Regions from separate parts of the Homo sapiens genome. Here region 1 is linked to region 2. A link is a loop called in an ENCODE intact Hi-C map of the cell type or tissue named here. Cell type or tissue: transverse colon. All regions are shown on one strand. Links, peaks and the distances in the headings refer to the core of each region. The heading gives the core; the rest is flanking DNA.

Evidence for each region. Hi-C counts contacts between places; a loop is a spot of excess contacts. Peaks named below come from ENCODE experiments on the same cell type or tissue, not always from the same donor. Only the 100,000 strongest peaks of a DNase experiment are listed, where the experiment ranks them.
Region 1: a loop joins it to region 2, with 4 times the contacts of the local background. A loop is called at or near these places in 89 of 110 quality-filtered maps.

What each region holds. Positions count from the first base shown.
Region 1 is chr18:54,978,766-54,987,227 of GRCh38, reverse strand. It overlaps LOC107985125 (a long non-coding RNA gene), which reads left to right. Exons shown (of 2, transcript XR_001753541.3): 2 at 1-152. Among named protein-coding and RNA genes, the nearest start is that of CCDC68, 24 kb to the right of the region's middle. In transverse colon, for the core only: a CTCF peak has its summit at 3,944 (motif pointing right); no DNase peak of the experiment used is centred there.
Region 2 is chr18:54,667,004-54,675,465 of GRCh38, reverse strand. No RefSeq gene overlaps it. Among named protein-coding and RNA genes, the nearest start is that of DYNAP, 80 kb to the right of the region's middle. In transverse colon, for the core only: a CTCF peak has its summit at 3,987 (motif pointing right); a DNase peak (open chromatin) is centred at 2,455; H3K27ac peaks cover 1,152 bases.

The sequences.
Region 1 (8,462 bases), core at 413-8,412, 310 kb before region 2:
ACTCCCTCTTTTCTTCACCAATCAAGGGAAGACAAAAACAAGCAGAATTTTAAGGAGTTTTCTGAATACTAATTAGTAGTATGAGCTTGGACAACTCACAACTTGTTGGTCTTCAATTTCCCCAGCTGTAGAAATAAAACGATTATACAGAATGATCTCAAAGGTCTCATTCAATTCTATGCAGACATATATGTTCCCAGGCCTTAGTGGGTTTGCAATCTGGTTGAAGTAGAAGACTAGCCATCCTGAAAAAAAAAAAAAAAAAAAACCAGCAAGCATTACTAGAAAAAATACAATTACATGTTCAATTATGTGGTACAGATTCTGAGTGTTCTAAGAATTCAGGGCACAGTTGTATCTGAGGCTGGAGAAACAACTCAAGGCCTCATGGAGGAATGGTGTTTTTAGCTTAGACTTAAACGTGATTTACTAGCACTGCAATTCCAAAATCCACTGGGGCAGTGGCTAATTTTCAGGGCAGGAACTGTGTCTCCTTAATCGCTGTACTTTTCCTCCCTAGCGCTCCGTGTCTACACCATTGGATTTAGCTCCAAATCCACTCTATCTTGTCCTGTTTACTGTGGGCTCATGCATGCTGGTCCAACTGTATCATAAATTCTTAAGAGCCAGGCCTTTAGTTTACAAGTTTGTATCAGTTTTGTGGCTCAACATAAGAGTAAATCATACTCTTTATGACACAGGCCTTTCTTAACTCTCTTTATTGAATTGAAATGAATTTAAACTGTGGGATCAGGGCAGGTTTCAAAGGAAATGAAGTTATTTAAAGAGAAATCTGAGGAGACAGGAGAGGAGAGGATGTCTCTGTTGGATGCTTGTGAAGGACAAACATACCACAAAAGGGTGATGTATATATAAGTCATGGGCTGGCTGCAAGAAGACTATGAGCCTCAAGTCCTTTGATTTTTTTTTTTTTTTTTTTTTTGAGATGGAGTCTCACTCTGTCACCCAGACTAGAGTGCAGTGGCGCAATCTCGGCTCACTGCAACCTCCACCTCCCAGGTTCAAGGAATTCTCCTGCCTCAGCCTCCTGAGTAGCTGGGACTATAGGCATGCACCACCACATCCAGGTACTTTTTGTATTTTTAGTAGAAATGGGGTTTCACCATGTTGGCCAGGATGGTCTTGATCTCCTGACCTCGTGATCCACTCACCTCAGCCTCCCAAAGTACTGGGATTATAAGCGTGAGCCACGAGCCTGGCCAGGAAATTCTTTTTAAGACTCAAATGATTAGTCAGAAGTAAAATGAAGCGCACATGGCATGTTTTATTAAAGTGGGCATGCCAGTTACACTATATTTTTAGGTAACTTGGGGGAAATAAGAAAATCAGCACAATTAAAAGTAGTGTAATTCCTATTTGAGATATGATGCCATTTGTATCTATTAAAATGTCTTGAATGGCTGGACTGATCTATTCATTCATGCAAAAATATTTATTTAGTGACTACTGTGTGTCTGACACTCTTTTGGGTATTAGAACTATATCAGTGAACAAAACACAAAAAAACTTCCTCTATTCTGAAAGCTTACAGTAGAAGGAGAGAGATAATGGTCAATAAGCATTCTAAGTAAATCATATAATATGCTGAAAGATCACACATGCTATTGGAAAGTGAAAAATAACTAGAGTAAGGGGCATGGGGAGTGCCTCAGGGGAGGTTGGGGGACAGTTACAATTTAAAGATGACATTTAAAGAAAGGCTTAGAGGTGAGAAATTTCTGTGGAGGTGCGAGGAAGAGAGGCAGAAAGGGAAGCTGCTTGAGTAAAGGCTTTGACATGGGATCTTGCCTCCTGTCTAAAGAAATGCACAGGCCAGTGTGGACCAAGAACAAGGTGGGGACAGGCGTGGAAGAGTAATAAGAAAAGTCAGAGAGGTAGCGGGGTCAAAACTGTCTAAAGCCATGAAGGCCATTATGGGTACTTCGTCCTTGGAGAAAAAATGGGAGCCCTTGGAGGGCTTTGAGCATGAAAGCCGCCACACTCTGATAGCTGAGTCACATTCTTAAAAGTATCTACGTCAAAACTACAAGGTCATGCCTCTTCCTAGGATGGGCTGCTGGGGGTGGGATGGTGTGGAGGCCACTGCAGGAATCCAGGTGACACGGGATGGCCCAACCACAGTGCTGTGAGAAAGGGTGGGTTCTTGGTATACATTAAAGGAAGAGCCAAAATAATTTGCTGATGGGTGGGATGTGGTGCATGAGAGAAGTCAAAATGACTTCAAGGCTTTGGGCCTGAGAACTAGAAGCAGGGAGTTGTCCTTCCCTGAGGTGGGAAAACTGGGAGGAAGAGAACATGGCAGAAAGAATAGGAGTTCCAATTCAAACATGTTAAGGTTGAGCAATCTGCTAGATATTCAAACAGAGATTTCCTGTATTAAGGAATACTAGAATCTAGCTTTGTGGATTCAGTGGAAAAACTAGACTCTTCTTTTCAAAGAATATAAGCATATCCGGAGATTCACAGATTTCTGATTTCCAAGAAGGTTGGTGACTCTTAACGTCTGTTTGTTTTCATTTCTCCTTTAAATTACATTTCCATTTTATTAACCTAAAATTTTGTATATATAGTGTAATTATTCCTCATCAGGATAGACCCAGTTATTTATTTCCAAATTGCGAATTTTGTTTGGTGATATAAATTACCAGTCAATATCACAAAATCTTGGAAAGCATCACCTACATCATTTCAAATGCTAAGCAAAAATGGACTTGTGAAGCCCAGCATACCATTAAATTGTATATTTAGGGATTTAACTTTAGATATCCCGAGTTGCATTTTAGTCATCCAACAATCATTTATTGAATAAATACCATGATCCTGGAATCGTGCTAGCATCAGAGGGCCCAGAGACTTTTAAAAATGCCCTTTTGGCATCTTTAGGAGCCTGTATGGGCAGAATGGTTGGCTTATGGAGAGGGTAAGGAGCTTTTAAATGACTGAAATATTCATTGTAATATAACTACGAATTCAAGCTTGGGCATATGGGTGGCGGAGCACTGGAGGAAAGTACAATCTCTCTTTTCTTCATTCCATGTGCAAATTCCAGCTCCAATTTTGTGGACAATTCTTTTATTTACTAGTTCTTAGTACAACTCTTTCTATTACTGCATCAAGAGGTGCTGGTCCTTCTCAGAAATGACAGGCAGAAATAGGTTAATTAGATCAAATATTCACAGCTTCTGGGTTGCCCTCCCAGATCACAGTGTTTTATCCTTTAAACAGTGACCACTGAAGTTCGAGTCTGGAAATGGGCAATGCTTTGTCAGGCAGGAGTAAAGGAGTGAGCTGCCCAGATCCCCCCCACAAGAGTGTCTGCTGTCTTCAGTCTAGCAGAGAGGACACACTGGCCCTCTTGTTTTCTTTCTTGGAAGCCTAGAGCCACTTCCGAGGATCATACGCATTCAGTAAAGAACTTAATATCACCCCCCACCCCCAACGTGCCATATTTAATACAGTGAAGTCCAGTCCCAATGTTTTGCCTGTGATAAACTGAGGAAGGTTTCTGCTCCGACGAGGACCTGGGCTCCGAAGGCAGGTAGTCCATTCATGCCTCAGTTCCACAGCTTGGGGCCCAGTGACTTTGGGTGAGTCACTTAATCGGCCCCTGCCTTGGTTTCTTAATCTGCAGGAAGGGCGGGTGGTTATGTAGTAACAGGGTTGCTGTGAGGCTCATATGAGATAATCCAGCTAAAGCTTTTAGCACACAGCTTAGTACAAAATAGATGCTCAATAAACGTTAGGCATTTTACATTCTGATTTCAGTCCTTGAGTTTACAGTTAAAATTTTGATACATCTAGAGCCAAGACTAATCGTGTGAAACAAGACAGCCCTACAGACAATATCTAAGAAGATCCCCTCAGCCCTACTCCAGGATCCTAAATACGTACACTGTTTCAGGAACCTGGATGTCTAGACGTTTTATGAAATGTCCACTAGGTGGCAACATGTTGTCATATTTACTGTCCGCACTGTCTAAATTTCTAACAGGGATCCTGAAAAACCACATTCACCTTATCTGATACTTAACAATTTTATCATAAACAAAACCAGATTCGCTACAGTCATTATTTCAACTAAAAAAAAAAAAAGCTCCAGTTAGTGGGCTCTTGTTTTAAAAATAACATATTTGTTATTCACATTGTTTGAATGGTTATCCTTGTATCATACGAACAATATGATGTTAAATATCACACTTGAGGATTTCTCTGTTTTTTATTCTTATGCTCCTATTTGATTTTTAAATGTTTTAACACATTGATTACCTGACAAAGGATGAAGGATTTAGATGTTTGTCACGATTCAAAAAAAATCTCATTGCATGACCTGGTCATTTGGCATCATATTAACGACTTGGGGAAAGAAAGGATAAAATTTTTTTTTTCTTATGCATTTTATGTTCTTAAATCAAAGTCTCGATGCAGACCCCAAAACCAAAAATGCCAGCAACCGCACATGGGACACAAACCTTGTGTTCTACCAGGCTGGGATTTTTCAGAAAATTCAAAGTAATCTCTCTAAAATGAACATATACTTTACTTTCCTTGCTATTCCTTTAAAGTGTGTTTTTTTGGAGAAATGTAGATAAGGAATGAAGGAAGAATAAATGGATGACTCTGACATAAAAGGAGGCTTTGGGATGCAACTGTTATGTGACAGCAAGGAGTAAAAATATAAGAATTTGTGGACGAGGAAGAGAGGTGGTAAGAAAAGGTTCCCAGTGATGTGAATTAGGATTGAAGAACTCCAGCCTGAAGAGGGGATTGTTATGTGGAGCACAGTTAGATAATAAAACCGCTATAAAGACACATGAGAGATTTGTATGATAAAATGTTATGTTATCTTATATAATAAATATTTTGGTACATGATTGAGAGGTCTTTGAGAATGCCATGATACATTTTATTGTTCATTTATATTTATTAAAAGCATAAAATAAAAGGGTAAATAGTTGATATTAACAAATAAAGTTCCAGAACAAGTTCTGTCTATAGGCATTTCTTATGAATTCTTACTGTCTATAGTAAAATAATGATATATTACTGATCACTACACATGTTAAGCTTTTACTTTTTAATTAAAACTGTCATTAATGATCCAGCTACTGCCTGGAAATTAACCTCAGGCTTATTATAAAATTAGCATTTTCAAAGTCATATTTTAAAGCAACATTTAAATGTCTGTTGTTCTTAGTGGTAGGGGGCTCCATAGTAGGAAAGGAGGCATATTGATTACAACACAGATTATTGAGGAGGATTGTCTCAGCATACCCTTCCAATTATATTGAAAATCACCTTGTGATAAGACATAAATATCTGTAAATGTTATATAATGGGGTTTTATCTGTTTGTTTTGCAGAAAGCACACTGTTAGTAAACAGATGGTTTAGAACTATTATAGTTGCCAATAACTGGAAACTTGGCCCTAGAAAGGACAAAATACTGTATATAATTGTTCATTAAACAAATATTTATTGACTCTCTGATGTGGGCCTTAGAAATTCAATAGTGATCCAAATAGGCATAGTCTCTGACCCCACAACTGCTCCTAGATTCTAATAGAAAACAGACAATAAATAAACATTGTAACACATGTGGTAATGATGGAAAAGAAGGCTACAGGAAATTTGAAATAAAAGAAGAAAGTTTACCTAGAGTACACACTGGAATTTAAGTTTACTAAATAAATGACTTGTACATGTAAAACAACAACAACCAAAAACCTAAACAAAACCCCATATGGTTTAATATTGCTAATTAATGATCTTTCAAATAGCCAGTAAACATGTTTCACAGCACTACCAATTTGTTACCATCCTGCTATCCTTCAAGCTAGCACAAAATCTACAAAAGAAACTCTTCATCTGATTCCCATTTAACTGGCTCTCTGAAATTAATCTCTAGTGTCCATGGCATGGATGCCATTGATAACATCTGTGAGTGATGCTCACTGCCTCTGGATCCCACAGCTAGTACGCTAACTCTCTGGAACCCCAGATCCTCTTCTCACATGACTGGGTTGTGTGTTTATTAACCATCAATTACATGCTTTCCCCAAACTGATGTGTACCAGTTCTACTCTACATTTTAGTTTTATAATTTACTTGAATATCTTGTGAACTGATGAAGTAGGACAAAAAAGAATAATTGTTTTTATGAAAAATAAGTTGAATGCTTTGAAAAGGACCCAAGGATAAATTGCTAAAAAAGATTTTGCTCCCCAAATAGGAAATGGTAAGAAAACAATGGATTCGAAAAATCAATGAAAATCTAGAAGTGTCCTGTACTTAGATTTCCTCCCAAGTATGTTTATGTCCTCACTTTTCTTGAAAAGAACTGAAGCTGGACACTTTAGACTATGCTCTTTTAGGTGTGTTTATTTAAAATCAAGATGCTTAGGCTGGGCACGGTGGCTTACGCCTGTAATTCCAGCAGCACTTTGGGAGGCTGAGGCGGGCGTATCACTTGAGGTCAGGAGTTGACCAGCCTGGCCAATATGGTGAAACCCTGTCTGTAATGAAAATGCAAAATTTAGCTGGGCGTGGTGGCACATGCCTGTAGTCCCAGCTACTCGGGAGGCTGAGGCAGGAAAATCACTTGAACCTGGGAGGTGGTGGTTGCAGTGAGCTGAGATCACACCACTGCACTCCAGCCTGGGTGACAGAGCAACAGCCTGTCTCAAAAACTACAAAACAAACAAACAAACAAAAAACAACTAACCTGGCCTACACATATTGAACTTTTCTACTGCAAACATTCAGTGGTTCCTTATGAACCTGACAAATTAAATGTATATTTCTCACCATGGAGTTTCAAGCCTCCCAAAATATAATGGTGATTTACTTTTCATGTAGTATTTCCTACTATTCCCCTGCTTATATCCTGCTCTCTAGTCAGTACATTACCTGACATGGCTAACTGTGGTAAATTATGATGGTAAAATCTGACAGTTTTATGCCTCCTGGTATCCATGTCTTTGTGTGGCCGCCCCCTGCATTGACTCTGGGCTTGGCCATGTGGTTTGCTTTGTCCAATGAGACATTGGTAAATGTTACAGAAGCAGAGGCTTGAAGGGGATACAAAATTTCAGCCAGATAAGAGGAGTAAGTTCAAGAGAACTATAGTACAACATGGTGATGGTAGTTGATAGTAAAGTATTGTGTTCTTGAAAATTGATGAGAGAGTAGATTTAAGTGCCCTCACTGCAAAAAAAAAAAAAAAAAAAAAAAAAAAAAAAAAGATAAGTATGTGAGGTAATGCATACGGTAATTAGCTCAATTTAGCCATTCCACAATGTATATCTACAGTATTTCAAAACATATTATACACAATAAATACATACAAGTTTTACTTGCCAATTTAAAAAATAAATAAAACAAAGCAACAACAACAGCACTAAACAAAAATAAAAACAAATTAAAAATGCTTTGCATTGGGGATTGTTCTCTTGGAAAATGGCTGCTGCCATGTGGCAAAATCCAAGTCAGCCTTTCTGAGGGTTAGAGCAGCTCACCTGTCCCAGGTGGATCCTGGCTGCCTTATTCAACAATGCTGCTTGAAACAATAGCCTGACCCTAAACTTGAAGACATGGGCTGACCATAGATTAGTCACCTGGTAGGAGCCCCTGGCTGTTCTTTGACCACAGATGGACTAGTTCCCAGGCTAGCTGTACTGTGTGATTTTTCCTTTTCCTGAACCCTTAGCCCTGCCTTTACCCTCCCCACTCCTGTGTCATTGCTCCCGGGAAACCATCTGAATGGAAACCCCATTGACAAAAATAACACACCACTTACAGAGAGCCTGTTGGCCATCCAATGTAAGGTAAATGATTGAAATGTGTGAGTCCATTGAATCTTCGCTTTGGACACGTTTTTCCATCACACAAAAGTTTACCAAACACAAAGTTGGAAAAGACCCTTTAAGAAATTGTTTAATATACTTCTAAAATCATTAAGTGCCATAGAGAATAACATTTCCTTAGGATTGCTTTCTTAAATCCTATAGCCTTCATTTTCAAGGAAAGTGGCTTGATATAAGTGCAGGTGTGCCTCGTTTTCTTGTGCTTTGCTTTATTGTATCTCGTAGTTACTGTGTTTTGTACAAATTGAAGCTTGTGGCAACCCTGTGTCGAGCAAGTCTATAGGCACGATTTTTCCAACAGTACGTGCTCACTTTGTGTCTCTGTGTCATATTTTGATAATTCTCACCATATTTCAAACTTTTTCATTACTGTATCTGTTATGGTGATCTGTGATCAGTCACATTTGGTGTTACTATTACAATTGTTTTGGGTTCAATGAATCACATCTATAGAAGACAGTGACCTTAAGTGATAAATGTTGTGTGTCTTGACTGTTCTAGCTTCTCTATTCTTTGAGACACAACAATATTGAAAATAGGCCAATTAATAACCCTACCATGGCCTTCAAGTGTGCAAGTG
Region 2 (8,462 bases), core at 75-8,074:
GCAAACAAAAAAATGAAGTGTAGGAATAGAGGATTTAAAATGTTATCCTCTTTTGCTTTCTCAGATGGCCTTGTTTGTGTGAAGCACAAAAGCAGCCCCTGTGTGTGACTAATGAATCTTCCAAGGCATTCTGGGGACTGTGTTGTCAGCCCTTTTAATGGCCTATTAAGCACAGGATTGAATAGATTAAGCATGCAGCCGTCCAAATTAGACCTTGAGTAATCTGACTGACCATGTTAGGCCTTGTGTGACACAGCATCCCTTAGGCTGATGTTAAGGACTCAGACAAGGTGAGAAAAGTCTGTGCTCTAGAAACACAGTCCTTCCCAGGACAAAATAAGCCAACAAATATGGAAGGCAAAGTTTAGTTGGATGGAGAGTGTCATAGAACAAGTACTTCACTCAAAGCTCAATTCTGCTTGTTAATAACAATGTGACCTTGGACAAGTTATTTTTCTTTTCTTTTTTTTCTTTTTTTTTTTGAGACAGAGTTTCACTCTTTCACCCAGGCTGGATTGCAATGGCACAATCTTGGTTCACTGCAACCTCTGCCTCCCGGGTTCAAGTGATTCATAAATTACCCAGACTCAGGTAGTTCCTTTCAGCAATGAGAGAATGGACTAATACAGGCTCCTTCATGAGCTTCTCTTCCTGTCTCCTTTTCATGTTTCATAATCTCGAGGCCTCGCCATTCTCTTATCCATTCAAAATTACTTTTGAGTGCTTACTTTGTGTAAGACACTATGCCATGGGCTACTAGACTAGTACACTGTTGAATAAAACATGTGTTTTGCTCTTAAAAAAAAAGCTTATAGGTTAATTAGAGAGAAGATAATAAAAGTTAATATTTATTGGGCAATTATTCTGTGCTAGATGCTTAATTCTCATTAATTCCCACAGCTACTCTGAGGGCTACATTCTCTCTTTATCCCCATTTTACAGGTGAGACAAAGTCAGGCAACATGTCCAAAGTCACATAACCTGCAAGTGTCTGAGCAAAGATTCAAACCCAAATATCTATGAATTCAGAGCCCAAGTTTTTTAATCAGACTTAAACACTATGCTATATTAAAAAGTAATTATACTGTGGTATAATATAACTAGAATGTGGTGAATGACATATGAAGTACGAACAGATTTGCATGGACATTTAGAGGAAGGAGTGGCCACTTTTGGCTGCAAGAATCAGAGAAGACATGGTGTAGGAGAGATTGGAGATGTATCTTTAAAAGCCATATTAGTCTATGCTCTGCCAAGATTATTATTATTTTCAGCAGAAATGCTTTCAAGTGAGACTGGGAGCCCATCCAATGACAAACCAACATGAGTAAAACACAGCCTTAGAAGTAAAGAGCCCACTGCTGTGAAATCAATGCTCTTGACTTAGACCTCCAAATGCCAAGCCTAGGAAGTGGAAATTTTCCACAAAGAAGCAAACACTATTTCACCCTTGGCTAACCACGGGCCAATCTGTAAGCGCTTCCAACATTTTAGTTGGGAGGATGAAACTCTGTGTATGCTGGTGTGATAGCCCAGCAACTGTGTGAACAAAGACAAGGATTGCTCTTGGTGCCACCCAAAATAATCTCTTTGAAGCCAGGATTCCCTACAGGTCAGTGGTCCCCAACCTTTTTGGCACCAGGGACCAGTTTCATAGAAGACAAATTTTCCACTGATGGGAGGGTGGTAGGATGGTTTCGGGATGATTCAAGCCCATTACATTTATCATTAGATTCTCATAAGGAGGGTGCAACCTATATCACTCACATGCACAGTTCACAATAGGGTTCACACTCCTATGAGACTCTAATGCCACTACTGATCTGACAGGAGGCAGAGCTGAGCTTTGGTTGCTTAACCGTGGCTCACCTCCTGCTGTGCGGCCCAGTTCCTACCAGGCCATGAACTGTCAGGGGTTGAGGAGTCCTGCTATAGAGCATAGAATTATATTATCTATTTCAGGGAAAGGAGAAAAAGATTTCTGCAGCCTGTGATAGGCTAATATTTTTGTGAACTATGTATCAGAAGATATTTTTTATTAATACCGCTAGAAACAAAACACAGTGCTGCTATTTTTTTTTTTTTGATGAATAAATTTCAAAGTCTAGACAACTGCTAATGGGTATGAAAGGGAACTCATTCCAATCCCACTCCTGTGCCTCCCTGAGCTGTGGTTTTTAGTATCAGCCAAGGTCCACGTCAGGGAGTCATTGCCTTTGAATATCACTGGTTACATTTTGTAGATGTTTTCAGGAGAATCGCTAAAGACTGACTCTTAATGGGGTAGAAGGTGAAAAATAGGTAAAACTCTTCTCTAATTGCCTGTGCTTCCATTCCTGAGACCCTTAATCATGCTGATTGGAAGCAGGCATTTGTGGCTGACAGTCTCTCTCTTGGCCTGACCCCTGACACACACATGCCTTGCTCAGCCCGCGTCATCTTCTTTTGTTTGTTCAACCTGTTTTGTTGCCTTGCACGCCCATGCTACTATGACCCTTAGCCTCAGGAGCACAGATTTCTTGCTCTGCTTCTTCAGTCCTCTCAGTCTAAACAGGTGGGAAAGTCCTGAATAGAGGGCCTTGCTGCTCATCTATCAGATGTTGAAATCAAAGTTGACCTCGGTGCAAATAATATTTTCAACTTAAATGTTTAACTTCTCTATTTTGACATATAGTACCCATCTGATGGGTATCATTTTGCAAATACAGACTCAGATAAGAAAGAAATGTCTTATTATTTAATTTGCATAAAATGAAATAAAATCTTATCATAAGTCCTTTTACCACTTGGCTCTTGGGAAATTGAATCATATCACTGCTGGCTTCCCTGTCTTTCACCCTCTGTTTCTGCTGTCAGAGTCTGAAGGAAATTAGTGAGAAAGCTATCATTTATGATTTAAATAATCTAATTGAGCATGAGAATACGTACTGCAATATGCAAAAAATATTGCAAGACTATCTTCTTAGCTATGTTGAGAACAGGGCACGTTAATCATATTCACATGATGAATACTACCATGTGAATTGGTAGTTAACATAATTCATGATTAGGAACGGGTTAATATAATTCATGAAAAGAAAGAGAACAGTTCTTGGTACATGATTGTCATCATCATCATCATGCAACTACTGTTTGAACACATCTAGTGAAAGAGAGATCCATATCTCACAAGACAAGTCATCTCAACATTGCGTAGCTCTCATTATTACCAAGTTCTTGTCAATTAAGAGAAAGGCTTCAGATTTTAATATGTGTGAACTCTAGTTTTTTGCATCCCACTATATTTTCAACTGTGCTCACGCGCTAGCACCATTGCCAAAGATGTTTTTTATCTATTTATCACTCCGCAGCACCTGCTATTCAATAAATGATGTTGACCAATAAGCACACACATATATTCTATGTTGAGCTAGAAAAAGTGATTACTTAAAAAGAAATTTTATTTAATAATGGGAAAATATACTCTGATATTCTGTTTCTGAAACTAATGAAGAACAAAATTTTATAGAAATACCATCATGATTGTTATGCTAAAATATGCTAGATTATTTCCCTGAAATATTTATTTGTAGTAAATCATATGCTATCTAAACTAAGTAATTTGGTAAGAAATTACATTCTTTATTAACACTTGTACACTTAATGGCACTATCAACTCACTTCTTCTGCATAGAATAATTTAAAATTTTGAATTAATGAGAAATATGTGTTGTGGAGTTTTCAATTAGGTTTGAAAACTTCAATTTTTTTCAATAAAAAAGAGTGTAAGCGGTTTGGGCAATCTTAATGTATTTCTTAGCTAATTGAAAAACAAGTTATTTAATGCAATAGTAAACAATTCTAACATTTGATAGCTCTATTATATCCTAATTTATAAAATCTGAAATTAATATTGCATACCATGATTTTATAAATAATAAAATGCAACAATCCTTTCTGTTAAATAAGAGTTTTTTGTTTTTCACAAGAAAGTGCCCACTAGATGGCACTAAACAACTGCCAAAATTTTTCTGACAATGACTATACCAGGTCAAGAAAATAATCCAAGAATCCTAATGATTAATGAGACAGTTGTTCCAGACAGGCACATCTAGTCTCAAAGTCACTAAATTACACATAAGATGATATTGAAAGCTATCTACTCTATATTCTCTATATGCAGGGCAAATAGCTAGAACTTAACACAAATGGGAAAATGTAAATGGTTCTTATGATTAAACTGCACTAATCTGAATTCCACTAAAATTCCACTATCTGACCAAGGCCTGGATTTTCTTAGTATTTATGAAGAAATAGACTTTACTAAACAGCAATAACAAAAAAAATGAAAAAGAATTCCAGGAGCAATAATTTTTATATAATTTGAACTGATAATTATAACTATTCTTGACCAAGGGCTGGTAGGGGGAGATGAATATAAAAACATTTCACTTCTTTAGGGTTTTCTGGCATTTAGAGCTACCTTTGTAGAAGGTATTGAACTTGTAAATTAAATCATAAAACTGGAAGTATTATAACATAGTTACACAAAGCCAAAATGTTAGACAAAAGCTCCAGGTTTCAGGTAATGGTCAGGATATTTGTATGTGTTAGCCTATGGAAATATTCCACTAACTTATCTGGAAATATTCCACTAACTTATTTGGAGGTTGATGATATTCAGCTACAAAATGCATAGTCAAACACCAGATGGCTTTGCAAGCAGTGCATTTGCTACCTTGCACCCATTTTGTTGTATAAAGATAGGGTAACCTTAATGGTAATCCCTTGACATCAATTCATTTGTGCCCCTAGTTGTGCATGCAGGACCTCGGCTTCCCGAAATAGGCACCCCTTCTAAAGGGTTCAGAAAGATCCCCATGGTCTCTTATTCAGTTACCATCGTGCTCTCTGCCTTTTTGTTTCTCGTCTAAGCTAGCCCCATCTCTGCTGGATACCTAGGGGCCTCCTGGGCACTTCTACCACTGCTGCCACTATGTGTACTGGGCACTGCAGTTCACCATCACAAATGAGCCACTGAGGCCATGGAGACACAAAGGCCACGTGGCTTTGTGGGAGATGGTTTGCACTGGGTGCTGGGCTAACTCCTGGGGACACCATGGTGAAACAGAAAAGCATGAACTTTTGAGGAGCAGCAGCCAAGATGGCCGAATAGGAACAGCTCTGGTCTACAGCTCCCAGCGTGAGCGATGCAGAAGACGGGTGATTTCTGCATTTCCATCTGAGGTACCAGGTTCATCTCACTAGGGAGTGCCAGACAGTGGGCACAGGACAGTGGGTGCAGCGCACCGTGCATGAGCCGAAGCAGGGCGAGGCATTGCCTCACTCGGGAAGTGCAAGGGGTCAGGGAGTTCCCTTTCCTAGTCAAAGAAAGGGGTGACAGACAGCACCTGGAAAATCGGGTCACTCCCACCCTAATACTGCGCTTTTCCGACGGGCTTAGAAAAACGGCGCACCAGGAGATTATATCCTGCACCTGGCTCGGAGGGTCCTACGCCCACGGAGTCTCGCTGATTGCTAGCACAGCAGTCTGAGACCAAACTGCAAGGCAGAAGCGAGGCTGGGGGAGGGGCGCCCGCCATTGCCCAGGCTCACTTAGGGAAACAAAGCAGCCGGGAAGCTCGAACTGGGTGGAGCCCACCACAGCTCAAGGAGGCATGCCTGCCTCTGTAGGCTCCACCTCTGGGGGCAGGGCACAGACAAACAAAAAGACAGCAGTAACCTCTGCAGACTTAAATGTCCCTGTCTGAAAGCTTTGAGGAGAGCAGTGGTTCTCCCAGCACGCAGCTGGAGATCTGAGAACGGGCAGACTGACTCCTCAAGTGGATCCCTGACCCCTGACCCCTGAGCAGCCTGATTGGGAGGCACCCCCCAGTAGGGGCAGACTGACACCTCACACGGCCGGGTACTCCTCTGAGACAAACCTTCCAGAGGAACGATCAGACAGCAGCATTCGCGGTTCACGAAAATCCGCTGTTCTGCAGCCACTGCTGCTGATACCCAGGCAAACAGGGTCTGGAGTGGACCTCTAGCAAACTCCAACAGACATGTAGCTGAGGGTCCTGTCTGCTAGAAGGAAAACTAACAAACAGAAAGGACATCCACACCAAAAACCCATCTGTACATCACCATCATCAAAGACCAAAAGTAGATAAAACCACAAAGATGGGGAAAAAACAGAGCAGAAAAACTGGAAACTCTAAAAAGCAGAGCGCCTCTCCTCCTCCAAAGGAACGCAGTTCCTCACCAGCAACGGAACAAAGCTGGACGGAGAATGACTTTGACGAGTTGAGAGAAGAAGGCTTCAGACGATCAAACTACTCCGAGCTACAGGAGGAAATGCAAACCAAAAGCAAAGAAGTTAAAAACTTTGAAAAACATTTAGACGAATGTATAACTAGAATAACCAATACAGAGAAGTGCTTAAAGGAGCTGATGGAGCTGAAAGCCAAGGCTTGAGAACTATGTGAAGAATGCAGAAGCCTCAGGAGCCGACATGATCAACTGGAAGAAAGGGTATCAGTGATGGAAGACGAAATGAATGAAATGAAGCAAGAAGGGAAGCTTAGAGAAAAAAGAATAAAAAGAAAATGAACAAAGCCTCTAAGAAATATGGGACTATGTGAAAAGACCAAATCTACATCTGATTGGTGTACCTGAAAGTGACGGGGAGAATGGAATCAAGTTGGAAAACACTCTGCAGGATATTATCCAGGAGAACTTCCCCAATCTAGCAAGGCAGGCCAACATTCAGATTCAGGAAATACAGAGAACGCCACAAAGATACTCCTTGAGAAGAGCAACTCCAAGAATCATAATTGTCAGATTCACCAAAGTAGAAATGAAGGAAAAAATGTTAAGGGCAGCCAGAGAGAAAGGTCGGGTTACCCACAAAGGGAAGCCCCTCAGACTAACAGCGGATCTCTTGGCAGAAACTCTACAAGCCAGAAGAGAGTGGGGGCCAATATTCAACATTCTTAAAGAAAAGAATTTTCAACCCAGAATTTCATATCCAGCCAAACTGGGCTTCATAAGTGAAGAGAAATAAAATACTTTACAGACAAGCAAATGCTGAGAGATTTTGTCACCACCAGGCCTGCCCTAAAAGAGTTCCTGAAGGAAGCACTAAACATGGAAAGGAACAACCGGTACCAGCCACTGCAAAATCATGCCAAATTGTAAAGACCATTGAGGCTGGGAAGAAATTTCATCAACTAATGAGCAAAATAACCAGCTAACATCATAATGACAGGATCAAATTCACACATAACAATATTAACTTTAAATGTGAATGGACTAAATGCTCCAATTAAAAGACACAGACTGGCAAATTGGATAAAGAGTCAAGACCCATCAGTGTGCTGTATTCAGAAAACCCATCTCATGTGCAGAGACACACATAGGCTCAAAATAAAGGGATGGAGGAAGATCTACCAAGCAAATGGAAAACAAAAAAAGGCAGAGGTTGCAATCCTAGTCTCTGATAAAACAGACTTTAAACCAACAAAGATCAAAAGAGACAAAGAAGGCCATTACATAATGGTAAAGGAAACAATTCAACAAGAAGAGCTAACTATCCTAAATATATATGCACCCAATACAGGAGCACCCAGATTCATAAAGCAAGTCCTGAGTGACCTACAAAGAGACTTAGACTCCCACACATTAATAATGGGAGACTTTAACACCCCACTGTCAACATTAGACAGATCAATGAGACAGAAAGTTAACAAGGATATCCAGGAATTGAACTCAGCTCTGCACCAAGCGGACCTAATAGACATCTACAAAACTCTCCACCCCAAATCAACAGAATATACATTTTTTTCAGCACCACACCACACCTATTCCAAAATTGACCACATACCTGGAAGTAAAGCTCTCCTCGGCAAATGTAAAAGAACAGAAATTATAACAAACTGTCTCTCAGACCACAATGCAATCACACTAGAACTCAGGATTAAGAAACTCGCTCAACTACATGGAAACTGAACAACCTGCTCCTGAATGACTACTGGGTACATAACGAAATGAAGGCAGAAATAAAGATGTTCTTTGAAACCAACGAGAACAAAGACACAACATACCAGAATCTCTGGGACACATTCAAAGCAGTATGTAGAGGGAAATTTATAGCACTAAATGCCCACAAGAGAAAGCAGGAAAGATCTAAAATTGACGCCCTAACATCACAATTAAAAGAACTAGAAAAGCAAGAGCAAACACATTCAAAAGCTAGCAGAAGGCAAGAAATAACTAAAATCAGAGCAGAATTGAAGGAAATAGAGACATAAAAAAACCCTTCAAAAAAGTAATGAATCCAGGAGCTGGTTTTTTGAAAGAATCAACAAAATTGACAGACCGCTAGCAAGACTAATAAAGAAGAAAAGAGAGAAGAATCAAATAGACGCAATAAAAAATGATAAAGGGGATCTCACCACCTATCCCACAGAAATACAAAC